Regions from separate parts of the Homo sapiens genome. Here regions 1 and 3 are each linked to region 2. The links are chromatin contacts, found by Hi-C or POLR2A ChIA-PET in ENCODE. All regions are on one chromosome and are shown on one strand. Each heading gives the region's core, a stretch centred on a gene start or an enhancer-like site at or near the end of the contact. The rest is flanking DNA. Distances are from core to core; before and after follow the strand shown. Region 1 overlaps ELMO1 (engulfment and cell motility 1). Region 2 holds the start of ANLN (anillin, actin binding protein). Region 3 overlaps ELMO1 (engulfment and cell motility 1).

Evidence for each region. A loop is a pair of places that touch in the nucleus more often than their neighbours do. ChIA-PET counts read pairs that join two places held with the same protein, here RNA polymerase II (POLR2A). Pooled maps may share reads with other maps.
Region 1: a loop to region 2 is called in a map of mesothelial cell of epicardium, with 31 times the contacts of the local background. The contact joins the enhancer-like site here to the promoter of ANLN in region 2. A Hi-C loop is called at or near these places in 2 of 168 maps with a recorded cell type or tissue (HepG2 and mesothelial cell of epicardium). POLR2A ChIA-PET finds 5 or more read pairs at or near these places in 2 of 52 experiments (HepG2 and activated naive CD8-positive, alpha-beta T cell).
Region 3: a loop to region 2 is called in a pooled map, with 8 times the contacts of the local background. The contact joins the enhancer-like site here to the promoter of ANLN in region 2. A Hi-C loop is called at or near these places in 3 of 37 single-sample maps with no recorded cell type and 3 of 50 pooled maps. POLR2A ChIA-PET finds 5 or more read pairs at or near these places in 1 of 52 experiments (GM12878).

What each region holds. Positions count from the first base shown.
Region 1 is chr7:36,967,941-36,971,794 of GRCh38, reverse strand. All of the region lies in intron 16 of ELMO1 (engulfment and cell motility 1), which reads left to right. Among named protein-coding and RNA genes, the nearest start is that of ELMO1-AS1, 28 kb to the left of the region's middle. Within about 2 kb of position 2,239, at least 2 of the 41 ENCODE cell types and tissues checked have a DNase peak (open chromatin) inside an H3K27ac peak, as active enhancers do.
Region 2 is chr7:36,388,068-36,392,260 of GRCh38, reverse strand. ANLN (anillin, actin binding protein) reads right to left here and starts at 2,399. Exons shown (of 24, transcript NM_018685.5): 1 at 2,217-2,399. The coding sequence starts at 2,234. It also overlaps a transcript of MATCAP2 not described here. RefSeq lists enhancers at 1,573-2,163, 2,164-2,754 and a silencer at 2,345-2,754.
Region 3 is chr7:36,942,212-36,946,569 of GRCh38, reverse strand. All of the region lies in intron 16 of ELMO1 (engulfment and cell motility 1), which reads left to right. Among named protein-coding and RNA genes, the nearest start is that of MIR1200, 25 kb to the right of the region's middle. RefSeq lists an enhancer at 3,470-3,539. Within about 2 kb of position 2,794, at least 3 of the 41 ENCODE cell types and tissues checked have a DNase peak (open chromatin) inside an H3K27ac peak, as active enhancers do; they include GM12878, where a contact is called at or near this core.

The DNA of each region.
Region 1 (3,854 bases), core at 990-3,489, 580 kb before region 2:
CGACACCAGTTGGCAGTTAGGTTTCATCAGTCACTCGAGATTATGGATTAACTCACTGATCTTTTTACCCTTTGAGCTAATTAGCCTCTGGACAAATACCGCTAGTCACAGAGGCCAAGCACAGCTGACCAAACACATTTCAAAGAGTAAATTTAGTGAGTAAATAACGCCAGGCTTAGATCTCTTGGTAATACTGCTTTTCTGAATCAGTGGAATCTGGATGATCTTTCCTTCCCAGGGAGAGATGGAAGTGTAATGTTTACAACCCTTCAAACCAACAGAAAAAAATGTAACGAATTAAGTCAGCTACTTCCTCCCTTGACTCCTCCTGTTCCCCCATTTAAAATGATTTCTTTTCTTATGTCTTCAAATAACAAGCTCAGTTTGACTTTAAATGACTTAAGTGTATCCTTTGGGATGGTTGTTTAATAGACCTCTTTCAAAGGGAGGCTTCCCTGTATGCCCAGCTGAAACATAATTTTTCTCAATTTAATTTAATTATCACCACCTGCCAAAACTTTCTCTCGCCTCCACAAAGCACCTTGAACAGTTCATGCCTCACCTTGGTGGTAAGGCCTGTTAAGTACTTGTAGATAATTATCCTCTTAATGTTTGGTGAAACTCAGTGTTTCTAGACCTTTCGTTCTTTGCTAAAGAAGACTTCTCCAGGTAGTCCTTTCCAAGCTCCCTTCAAGTTGTAATGATTCATACACACAACTTCACCAGTGAGGCCTCCATACCTGGGTTTCCACAGTTGCAGGGAGAACATCTCCCAAGGGTGGGCCCATCTCCTTGGCAATGGCAGTGAGGATGGTGTGTCATTCTGATGTCCAGCTCTGTCAGGTACCAGGTAGCTGGAATGGCAAGGCTCCTGGCCTCTCCCCTCATGTCTCCCTCATGTGAGCAGCCTTATCCTGTGCGTCGATGTTCTTCTGAATGCCATGTTTTTTCCTAATCCCACTCTGGAGAATCAGGAGTTTCAGACTGAGTGGCCAGCTCTGACATTGCACAACCACATACCTAAGTAACTCAGGTTTTGTGTTTTGTTCTTGCATTGAGGAAAAGAGAAGACAGGAAGCTATTGTGCTCTTATTTCAGAAGAGTGGTAAAAGTGTGGTCATTTTGTCACTTGTCACCAGTATTCAGTGATTCAACAAAACCTTTATCAAGTGTATACTACATGCCTAGTAATGTGCCAGGGACATGGAAGGAATTCAAAAAGAATACAATCCAGCTTTTGCTCTCAGGGATCTTAGAAAACAGTGAAAAGCTTATAAGATTGTAAGCAACATTAGCTAGTTAACCACAGAGTGGGAAGCCTCCAGTGGACTAAGTTGCAGTCCACTGTTTTGTGGCTACCACATTTAGAAAAAGCACACTCCACACTGGCATGGTTTTCCCAACCAGGTTATCATGTCTGCTGCTCAGCTGCATCTGGATAAATTGTGTAATATGATTTTATTGTATAGAATGCCGTGCATGTGTGTGTATTGGACAGAGGAAGATTACCAAGAAATAATTCATGGAACAAAGAAGGTATTAGGACAGCATTCAGCATATGATCCTTGGTGTGCGTGTGTGTGTGTGTGTGTGTGTGTGTGTGTGTGTGTGTGTTAAGTGTATGAATGTATTTGTGTGTGTGTTTGTGTGTGTGTTTACATATATAAGGAGAGCCTGAAAAATGAATACAATGCTATCAAGAGTGGATAATGATGGAGAATGAGACTGGAGAATCCAGAAGAAGAGTTTTATTTTTAGTATAGTATTCTTTAGTACATATTTTTACTATCGGTATAGTTTGACTTTTATAATAATTTTATTTAACCATCAAAGTAAATTCTTGAAAAATAGAAATCTTGTTAAAATATTAATAAAAATAAAACCCCTTACAATAATATGAACAACAGGGAAGCGACTAAAGGGGTTCATAAAGGGAATGTTTTACTCTTGACTTTAATTATTAAAGAAATATGATTTATTTAGAGTTTGTTTTGGAAATATTTAAAGCAGTGATTTTCATCCTTTACTAGATGTAGCCACCTTTTGAGTCTTTTAAAAATTAAGACCCAGCCCCAGGATCATCCCAGACTTTCTAAGCCAGAATTTCAAGTGAGGCTTAAGCAAGTGTGTTTTTAAACAGCACACACACCTCCTACCCCACACCCCCACCACATACTACACACATATACCACCACCAGCAGCTTCCTCAATCAATTCTGATGTGCACCAACTTAAGGCATAAAACTAGGGAAGTGATGCAAGTGGGGGGAAGCAATTGTGGCTGTAAACATACTGAGTTAAACTTCCTGTGAAATGACACAGATCTTAAATTGGGTTGAAAAACAATATACAATATCATGAATATTGAATTCACCACATATCATTATCACCCAAATATGAGAAAAAGCTAGAAATGCAAGAAGAAATGAATAAAAATATAGCTGGACTGACATTCATTACACTATTACTCTAGTATGTTAAAATATAATCTATAGAATACTTCAATAATATAATTAATGTGTCAACTAATAGGTACATATTGAATTGATACCTTTAAATATAGCTGTGATGGCATGTCTTTACATGGTAACTGTATTATGTTAAAATATAATATATAGAATACTTTAATAATATAATTAACATGTCAACTACTAGGTAGGTACATACTGAATTGATACCCTCCACTGAGAGTATGCCTTATTTTTCAGTATCCATGCAACTTTTTCAAAAATGCATCACTTACATGGCTAAAGATCCTCAATAAATTCTCAAAGGCTTTTAAATAACCACTGAACCAAAGAGGAAATCTAAACTACTACTAAAGATTACAAAAATGATGACAGTGAGAACATCACATGCCAAAACTTATGGGATATAGCCAAAGCTGCCCTCAAATAGTATATTTGTAGCCCCAAAATTATTTTTTTTAATTATTTATATAGAAAGAATGAAAACAAGTGAACTCAGGATATAACTCATTTTAGAAAATAACAACAAAAGCACCCAAAGAATACAAAAGGAAAGATAATGCAAGGCAATAAACTAGAAAATAAAAGAAATAATAGAATCAATAAATGAATCTAAGAACTATTTCTGTTAAGGCAATTATTTAATAGAAATAATTGACAATTGACATTGACAATCTATCAAATAAAATGTAGAGAAAATGTAAGAATTAACAAAATTTAATTGAAAATGACATAGAGACATAGAGCTGATTAAAATATTATTAATGAATTTAATGGGTGGCAATATGCCAGTGTGCTTTACAAAGCTCAATTAGTACACCCAGACACGCATGCCTGCACAAACAAAATAACTATGGGCTATCTGTGAATAATATATTTGGGATAAAATATATACATTGCTCATAAAGCAAAGTGTCATACTTTGCCAGTTGAAGTATAGATTAGTACAGTCTTTCTGAAAATGGCAATATATATTAAGAACTTAAAATTTTCTGTGATATTTATCCTTCTATTCCAAGTCAAAGACTTTATCCTAAGAAAATCAGAAGTGCAGAATAAATATTCTTTGATATTTTAAGAGAGACTTTAGGAAGACTCATGTCATTGGAGTGAGCTGATGATATTAATGGTTGTGGGGAGAAATAAAACCAATAGAATGATTTCATCTAGAAAAAAAAGCATGGAATTATAAACTTAAAAATAATTCTGGAAGACTCTGCACCACAATGTTAACACTCATTATTGCAGTGTAAGGATTACAAGTGATTTTTAACTTCTTCCTTTTATTTTTATATTTCTTTCTAATATTACTCAATTGGAAGGTAATATTTCTATAATTAGATAATAAACTTACTAAAACAAAAATTTAATATAAACATAATGGAA
Region 2 (4,193 bases), core at 1,150-3,649:
AAATTCCACTAAAAATGGTAGTGGCATGTTTATTTGCATACTTATTTATATGCAGCCTGCAGACATAAAAGGATCTAAAGCGTCTACAATAAAATATGCTTCTGTGAAGTATTTTAATTATAGCTTTTTCTCTTTTAAGGTTTTTATAAAGAAAGTTCTGGATTGGTACACTTCACTCTGGGTTTCTTTGTAGTATTCTTGTACTGGGATGACTATCACCTGTGAGTAGAGCTTCAAACTCTTGACGTTATGAGTAGTGAGTTTATGGTTTTGTCACCTGGGCGACACTGCGAGACTCCGTCTTAAAAAAAAAAAGAGTGCCAGAACAGTATCAGCGACCACAGGGAGGAAGACCAATGCAGAACAGTCTTGTTTGAGGAAAAGAGAGTTTACCATGATTGTAACCTTTCTCAACTGGAGTTACCAAAATAATTAAGCCCTAATACGCTGGCGTTAATATGATAGACTTATTTCCTATGTTTGTAGGGTGGCATTGAATTATCCTTGGGAGAATTGAGAAAATAGTCTCTCAATTTTCCTGTGTACCATGGTTCTGAGAGGAAACCCTGGTTGAGAGAGTCATTTTATACTGACTTTCAGTTGATAGACAACTGTACCAGTAGCTCATTTCACTGTGCAAATGTTATGAATGCTATAATTAAGCACCCAAGAGTTGGAATCAATTCAAGTAGTTCATTCATTACCTATTAAGGAAAAGACGTCTAAGCTGTTTTTCCAACTGCAAGTGATCTAACTTTTCATAATATAAACCATACATATTTCTGAGCACATCCTAAAACGATCTAAACAGGTAAAGTTTCTTTCAGTTGAGATTTGTACTACCTTCAGAATGACATTTTTAAGTAAAATGAAGTGCAATTTTCAGCCAACTTAAAAATGCTTTGTTCCTGTCTGTTACTTAGGAAGACACATAGGGCTAATGTTTTAAGGAATCGTATTCTAGTTTAGATAAAATAAATACACGCTTTTCGACCTCAGTGTAAGTGAAAGATACTTGGTGCATGACCAGCCCTATTTTAAGGCTAATACAAAAATAGGCTCTAGATTTTTCTATTAGAACCTTTAAGGAAGGTGAAAAAAATTGATGTATTTGTCCCAAGATGATTAAGAATTTGAAACAGAAAAATAGATTATGTCATGCTTGAATATAAGTAAACTCTAATTGCTGAAATCTGTAATTAATATCTCATACATAACTTATAGAATTATAATTACATCTCCCCGAAAGAATTACCACTCTTCACAGCATTTAAGTTTTTGAATCAGTGTAAACAGTTTTAGGTCCACTTTGCAACACTCAAAAACTAACAGTTTGAAATTTGCACAACAGCCTAAAGAAAGAGGAACTGTCCTGGAATAAAAGAGAGTGGACAACTGGCAACAAAACACTCCTGAATGTGACAACGCACATTCTCCACAAAAGCTAAAACTAGAGAAATCGACACAATAACCATGTAACCCATATGCAATCTCAAAGGAACAAAAGATGAAATAAGTACTGTAATGATATGCCCCAGAAACACCGAAAAGTTTATTTCTTTGCTCTAAAATCGTGAGCTGATAGTTTTGCTCGGTACACTTGCATTGTTTCAATTAAAATGGTCAGTCCCGGGTATGAACTTCTTCGTTAGTTAGCTGAACAATGGGATCTCAAGGAACTACTGGCTTTTTATGAACGAATGCAGTGGTTTCTAGCACCTGCTTATTTTAACGTTTTGCTGTCATTTCATTAGCATCTCCCCTGCGGGCTGCGTGAACTCCGCAAATCACACATCCTACTGCCTTTCCCGGCGGCAGCCGCACTGAGTCACCGGCCCCGGACCCCGCCCTGCAGGGCATTCCAGCTGCTTCCAGCAGGACCCGTTCCGCAGGCCTGCGCCTCACTCTTGCTGCGCCAGGACTGCAGAGGGACATGGTAAAAACGGGGGCTGAAAGACCTCTCGCAACAGCCTTTTAGGACAGACTCAAAGCCTTCCTCCCTGAGTTTTATCTGTAGGACCGAAACAACAAAATCTCAGAGGAACCCACCAACCACAGCAGGCCGCAGCCGCGGCGACCCCGGCCCGCACACACTGCGCACGCGCGCACACACGCGCCCTCCGCCCGGTGGGGGTTCGCCCAGAGGTTGACAGAGGAAGGTGGGTGGGGGCCTAGAGCGGTGGGTCATGGCTGGCTGCACCCGCAAACTCACTCACCTCCGTAAACGGATCCATCGCCCCAGGCGTCGGACTACGAGACGATGGAAACGGTGGTTCAAATTCAGGAAGAGAAAAGTGAGTCTCAGCTCAGTGTGTCTCCTGGAAAAAACCAGGAGTCTGAGGCGGGGGAACTCTCCCACAACCAGCTGTCCTCTCCTCTCGGCTTCCAGTGACGGACTCGGCCTCTGCAGCCGTTCAAATTTGAATTTCAGCGCCGAGCCGCGAGCATGCGCGCTGGGCGGAGCCGGGGCGCCCTCTCCCCGCCCCTGCGCTCGGTCACGTGGCCGCGCCGGGCCGGGTGGTTCCCAGGGGCGGCCCCGCCTCCTTCCCGGCCCCCTCCCAGCCCTCGCCGCGGGGTGGAGGCGGGCAGCGGGGCGCTTCCTGCTCTCCAACGGCGTCGGGTTCCTGGCTCCACCCCCAACAACCACACATTCCCCTCAGCTTTAAGGCGATTGCTTCACACCAACCGCGTTTGGGTGTTCCCGCCTTCCTTCATTCCTAAATAAAGTATTAAGGCCGGGAGTAGTGGCGCATGCTTATAATCCCAGCATTTGGGGAGGCTGAGGCTGGAGGATCGCTTGAGCCCAGGAGGTCATGGCTGCAGTGAGCTGCGATCTCACTACTGCACTCCAGCCTGGGCGGCAGAGTGAGACCCTGCCTCAAAAAAGAAAAAAAAAGGATTAAGAGCCCTTGTGTTGGCAGGACATAATCCCAGCACTGTGGGAGGCCGAGGCGGGCAGATCACGAGGTCAGGAGTTCAAGACCAGCCTTGCCAACATGGTGAAACCCCGTCTCTACTAAAAATACAAAAAAATTAGATAGGCATGGTGGCGCGTGCCTCTAATCCCAGCTACTCGGGAGGCTGAGGCAGGAGAATTGCTTGAACTGGGACCCGGGAGGTGGAGGTTGCAGTGAGCAGAGATCACACCACTGCATTCCAGCCTGGGCTACAGAGCCAGACAAAGAGCCCTTGTGTTTCAGGTGCTGCTAGCCCGTTGGCCTTCAGTAGCTTTGTTTCCTAGGTCACACCCAACTCCTAGTCCCCAAAAGGGGGACTGCAGGCCTGGCCCTCAGAAAAGCCAGTTCCGGTGGGTCCCCGACACTCTAAGCCAATGAAATAAAGCTAAAATTAACAGACTGTGTGAAGCGTTCATGCACAATTTTTTATTTTAAATTCCATCCAACTGTGTACAGTGTTAGAGCGGGAGGAATTCTGACAAGCCCTCTATCTAGTTCAATCCTTCCTTTTACTGCCGAGAGAAGGGACACCCGAAAACGTTAAAGAAACTGGTCCAAAGAAATGAAAACCCTGTTCTCAGCTCATGACCCGTTTTCCACACTAGCTAAGGCTGTGTCTCCTGCTTATTCTTTGTAGAGTACTCCAAATTGTAAGATAGGTTACATAATTTCTGTATCAGATTCATTTCTTCTATAACAAGTCTGTGCAGGTAAAGATGACAGTTCTTGATTTGTTCATCTGAAAAGTTAAGAGTGACTGTCCATGAGCTGAACAAAACAGAACTATTCCTCCCAACTGAGTGGTTTCAATATGTTTAATAATATGTCCATCTTAGCAGTCAATCAACATTACAAAAAGAATTTACTAATATTTTTAATTTGAATTTTTGTATGATAAATTGTACGTGACTGAAATCACGGCAAGAGGTAAGGGAAATATTGCTTGGGGTCAGGGCTCCACCCAGTTAGCCAAATCGGTTAACCCATGGGTTTTTTTTTTTTTTAACCTTTGTGGGGAGTCATGGACTCCTTTGGAAATATGTTAAAACTGACCCTCTACCTAGAAAAATGACCATTTAATCATAAACTATTTAACAGGATTTTGTGAAGTTCATGGACACCAGGACAAGAACTTCTGATTTAGCCTGTTTGTATTTTAGTTTACTTATCTGTGTAACAGGAATAATCATCTGCCCTGATTTCCTCAGAGTTGTTAGGAGGGGCAGATGAAAAATG
Region 3 (4,358 bases), core at 1,545-4,044, 550 kb before region 2:
GCACGGAGCAACACAAACACAGAGGTGGTTGCGGAACATGCCATTCTCATTTTAACTAAGGGTGGCTTTGAAGATTAAATTACAAAGAAGCAGTTGGGAGAATTCCAGTTTTGGGTCTTGACAACTCTTTGTCTTCATAGCATAGCATGAGGGTCCAGTGGCCACTTGGGCAACAGATGCACTTACCCTGTAACCATGAATACCACTCATTCTCTCACTTACTGGGAGGGGACTGTAGTCCTCATAGCTGCCCCCAGTCTCCCTTTCTAGTGATGGAAATTTCCTTTATTGACAGGGAAACAGCAGGCTAATGGCACAGATGAAATGTAAATTTTGACAGCCCCGACAGGTAAATATTGGCTTTGCACAAACAAGTTTCTATAAATAACCTGTCTGCTGCAGAAACGCCACAGATGGCAGCAGGGCTGCCCAAGTGTTGATTTTTCCCAGGGTGCTTGGTGCAGAAAAGCACAGCTGTCAGCTTTGCTGTTCCTGTTCCCAGCTCAGGCTACCTCTGCTGTGCCTGCAGACTGTCCACGTCCCATCCTCCTTTGGCAGGAGAGGCAGGGACAGGTGGAGATCAGTCATTTCAATAACCTACCTCCGATGCCTTTCATTCCAGGATTCCAAAGGAGTTTCTTAAAAATGTCACTTCCTTGGGTTCTACAGTCCAAAGTGGGAATCTGTCTGATCTGGGGATGTGTTCGCCCCTTTTAATTAAAGTTGGTCCAGTTGAAAAGAAAATTGGATGGAGTGAGATACAGTCACTCTAGACTGTGTGCCACATGGCCCTGTTGCTAAAAATAGTACCGTCAAGGACTCTGGGCAGTATGTCAGGCTATTATGTTAGCAGGCATGGACTCTGACTTAAGGGGAATGTGAGGGGTATGGAGCCACAGCAAGTCATCTCACTGGGGAAATTTGCCCGATTTAACCCCATCCAGGGAGCTAAGGGAAACACAGTGAGCCACTATTGGAAAAACAGAGGCATTCTTATTTTTCAACTATGCAACTAAGAGCCCATAACTCTAATAAAGCTGATTGAGGTAATGACATTCTAAATGATCGTTCTAGGGATTCCCGGAAAGCTTCGTGCTAAGTTAAATGCCCGTCACTGAGGCTGGGCTCCGGTTTGGGGTATGCCTGTACCTCCCTCCTTCCCTCCCTAATGTTTATTTTCTGCTCCAACTTCTTTCCTTAGGCTCATTGACTTAGTGCATTTGTATTGTAAGCCCTTTCAAAACCCTTGTGAAAGTAGAAAAGGAAGAAACCATATAAAAGTGAGTCAGAGGATTCTAGAAGGTACCTAAGATAGCAATAGTAACTTAAAAACTTATTTTATATCCTACAAAGGCTTTGAGAAAATGTATGACAATAATGGACCTTGTGCAATTAAACAATCATAATTGAAAATTAGGAAGAAAACAATGTTGAGAACTGGAATAGGAAATCACCTGTGAATAATGAAGTAATGATGGTACCACACCCAGAGCAAACTTGTGGCGTTTTCTTTAGCCTTATCCCCGGAGAGTAGAGCAAAGCTGCCGTGAGTCAGCAGGCGTTGGAAAGGACAGCAAATACACTTGCTATTGCCCTGGGTTCGCAGAGTGAATTCAGGACCCTTTATTCCCACTTCAAGGCAACCAGTCACTGCTAGCATAGGCTCCTTTGCTTTTCTGGTGGGGCAGCCCCTTCTAGCTCTAATTCTACATTAAGAAGGTGTACTAGTGTTTTAGAGCTTTGGGCCTTTTCTCCCAAATCTTGTCTCCATGTATGAGGGCCTATGTTTTCACTAAGGGCTGGGAACACTTCCTAGGCTGGGCTACATCCACTCCATTGTGCTTCCCAATTACTTTCTATACAACTGGCTTCCAGCAGGCAACAAATCAATGTCTGTGAAGTCCCGTTGACTTCAAGGAGCTCCGGTCATCAGAGAAACTGATCTCCTCATTGGGGAAGAGACCAGTGACATGCTTCATGAGTAAAATTACAGCTTGATATTCACCAGTAGAACTTAGCAAGATGCTCAGCAGAGAAAATAATGAATCATCTTTTGCTAAGCCTGTGAGAAGGATAGAAAATATTATACGGGAGGTCCCAGGAGTAGAGTGAAAATCATGTGGGCTTTGAAATCAAGCAGACTTTAGTTTGAATCGTGCACTCCTTCGTGTGAGCTGGTGGACTTTGGTCAAGTTTGAGTCTCTTTGAATCTCAACTTCTCCATTTTAAAAATACAGATGGTGATAATTGGATTCTCAGGATTGTCGTGCCCAAGAAGCAGCCTAGTGTCAGGTGGCAAGCAGGGATTCTGGAGCCACATTGCCAAGTTCAGATTCCTGCTCTGACATTTACTAGCTGAGTCATCTGCAGCAAATTACTTAGCCTTTCTATGTTCATGTCCTTATGTTTAAAATAGGGAAAGTTGCCATGAGGAATAGTTAATCTATGTAACGTTCTAAGATCACTGTGAAGCACATAAGAGCTGCATGTGTTCTTGTGGCAATACCAGGTGGCATTGAGCAGAGATGCCCCACCTGTGGTACTCCCCACCTCCATCTTGCTCTCTTACTCTCCCTGTTCTTTTCTTGATCATTTTTATGTTTCCTGATCATTTTTTAAATGTGAAACCAGCCCTATTGTTGTGATTTTCCTAAAGGATTGTGCAGACCCTGTCTAGTGTATATCCACCCTCAGAGCAGAAGTTAGCATGACTTTCATGGAAAGCCAGGAAGGGAGCTCTCGAGGAAAAAGATGAGTGTTGTTATTCAGAACTGGGGTTAAGGTTTCATTTCCTTTTTGTTATGAAAATATGTTCTGCAATTGAAAACAAAAGTGCAAAGCGTTCTGAAAACTAAAAGTAATATACATGTTTCTTGAGTAAGGAGTGAATGAACTATTTAGAGGCATATAATACACTTCACTTATTCGAAGCATTAAATATTCCAGTTACTCATTCATTCAAACTTTCTTACGTAGCAGTTGTACATGGTTCTATGCCAGATTCTGGGGATAGAAATAGGAACAGGACAGTCCTTATCCCCCAAAACTCCAATCAAATTGTCTATGAATGAAATTGGTGATCAAGCAGTTGAACAAAGAGCCTCTCATGACTGAAGATCTAAAATGCCAACAGAGAGCACAGAGACAAGGAGAGGCCAGTGGCCCTTTTGTTAGGATGAGTGTGGCAGCTTAGCTGAGGCAGAGCTTACAAAAGGTAGGGGAAAGGGAAGACTGGATTTATATAAACACCGTGTTACTCTGAATTTTTTACGCATAAAAGAAAAGGTATTGTTGACAGTCACAGAACTGCATAACCATAGTAGATAAGGGATACTGAACGTACACAGTGGAAGGACTTTAATGAATGTGTCGCCTGCTCATTTGCATGTTCACCCACCTCGACCCGCTGCAGTGGCCAGCGTTGTCCCCAGTGTACAGATGTGGGAACTGGAGCTCAAAGGGAATGAGGCAGTAGCCCTCACCATGAGCACCTCTGAGGTAGGACCCAGGTTCCGCAGGTAGTCTGTGTCACACTGAACTGTCCCACATGCCAGCCTGCCGTGACCATGATCTGAAGGTGGCTGGTCATGGTGATTTTTGCTGCATGAGAATTCTGGAAGCTGTCAGTGGCGTGCTGTCAGGACTGCCTTTTTCCTTCCAGATCCTTGGACATCTTTTCTTCTCTTTCCTGCGAGCATCTTATCAGTTACTGAGAAAGGCCTTTCTGTACTGTGTATTCATTTTCTTGGGAAGTGTTCATTATAAGTGTAGATTTTTTACAGAGCCTAAAAAATTTCCTGGCTAGGGCACTAAATCTAATTAGCATGCAAAGCTGTGTATGATCTCATGTTATCATTCCTTCAAGCCAGAACACAGTGAACCCACCATCAAAGCAAGTGCTTTCTTAAAGGTAAACTATGCCATTTGTCCAGATTTATTCCCTCTCCATGCAAATCTATGGTTTTTATGTGACTAAAGATAATCTGTTGTCTACGCCAAAGAAAACGTCCTCTTCATTTCCCTCCTGAAATCCCCATCCATGTCATAAGCCTCCTCAGAGGGTGGCAGCACCCACCTGTCTCCTGAGACAGAGAAAATGTTGCTTTTAAGCCTCACTACAATTTGAGGGTTGTCACTTGTAATTACTTTATATTTCTATTTTAAGCATTGTTGACATGCTCTGGTAAATCATTTTGTTTTTCTAGATATAGCTGAGGGATCTTAGAAGTAAGTAATGTGCAGCTGCGCTTCCTGATAGAAGAGGAAAGACGTTCTAGATATGGCAGAGAGGGGGATGCCTCCTTAGTGAGTCAGGGTTGGGTGCCTCCCAGTGGCCTTTACTATTCTTTGATCCACAT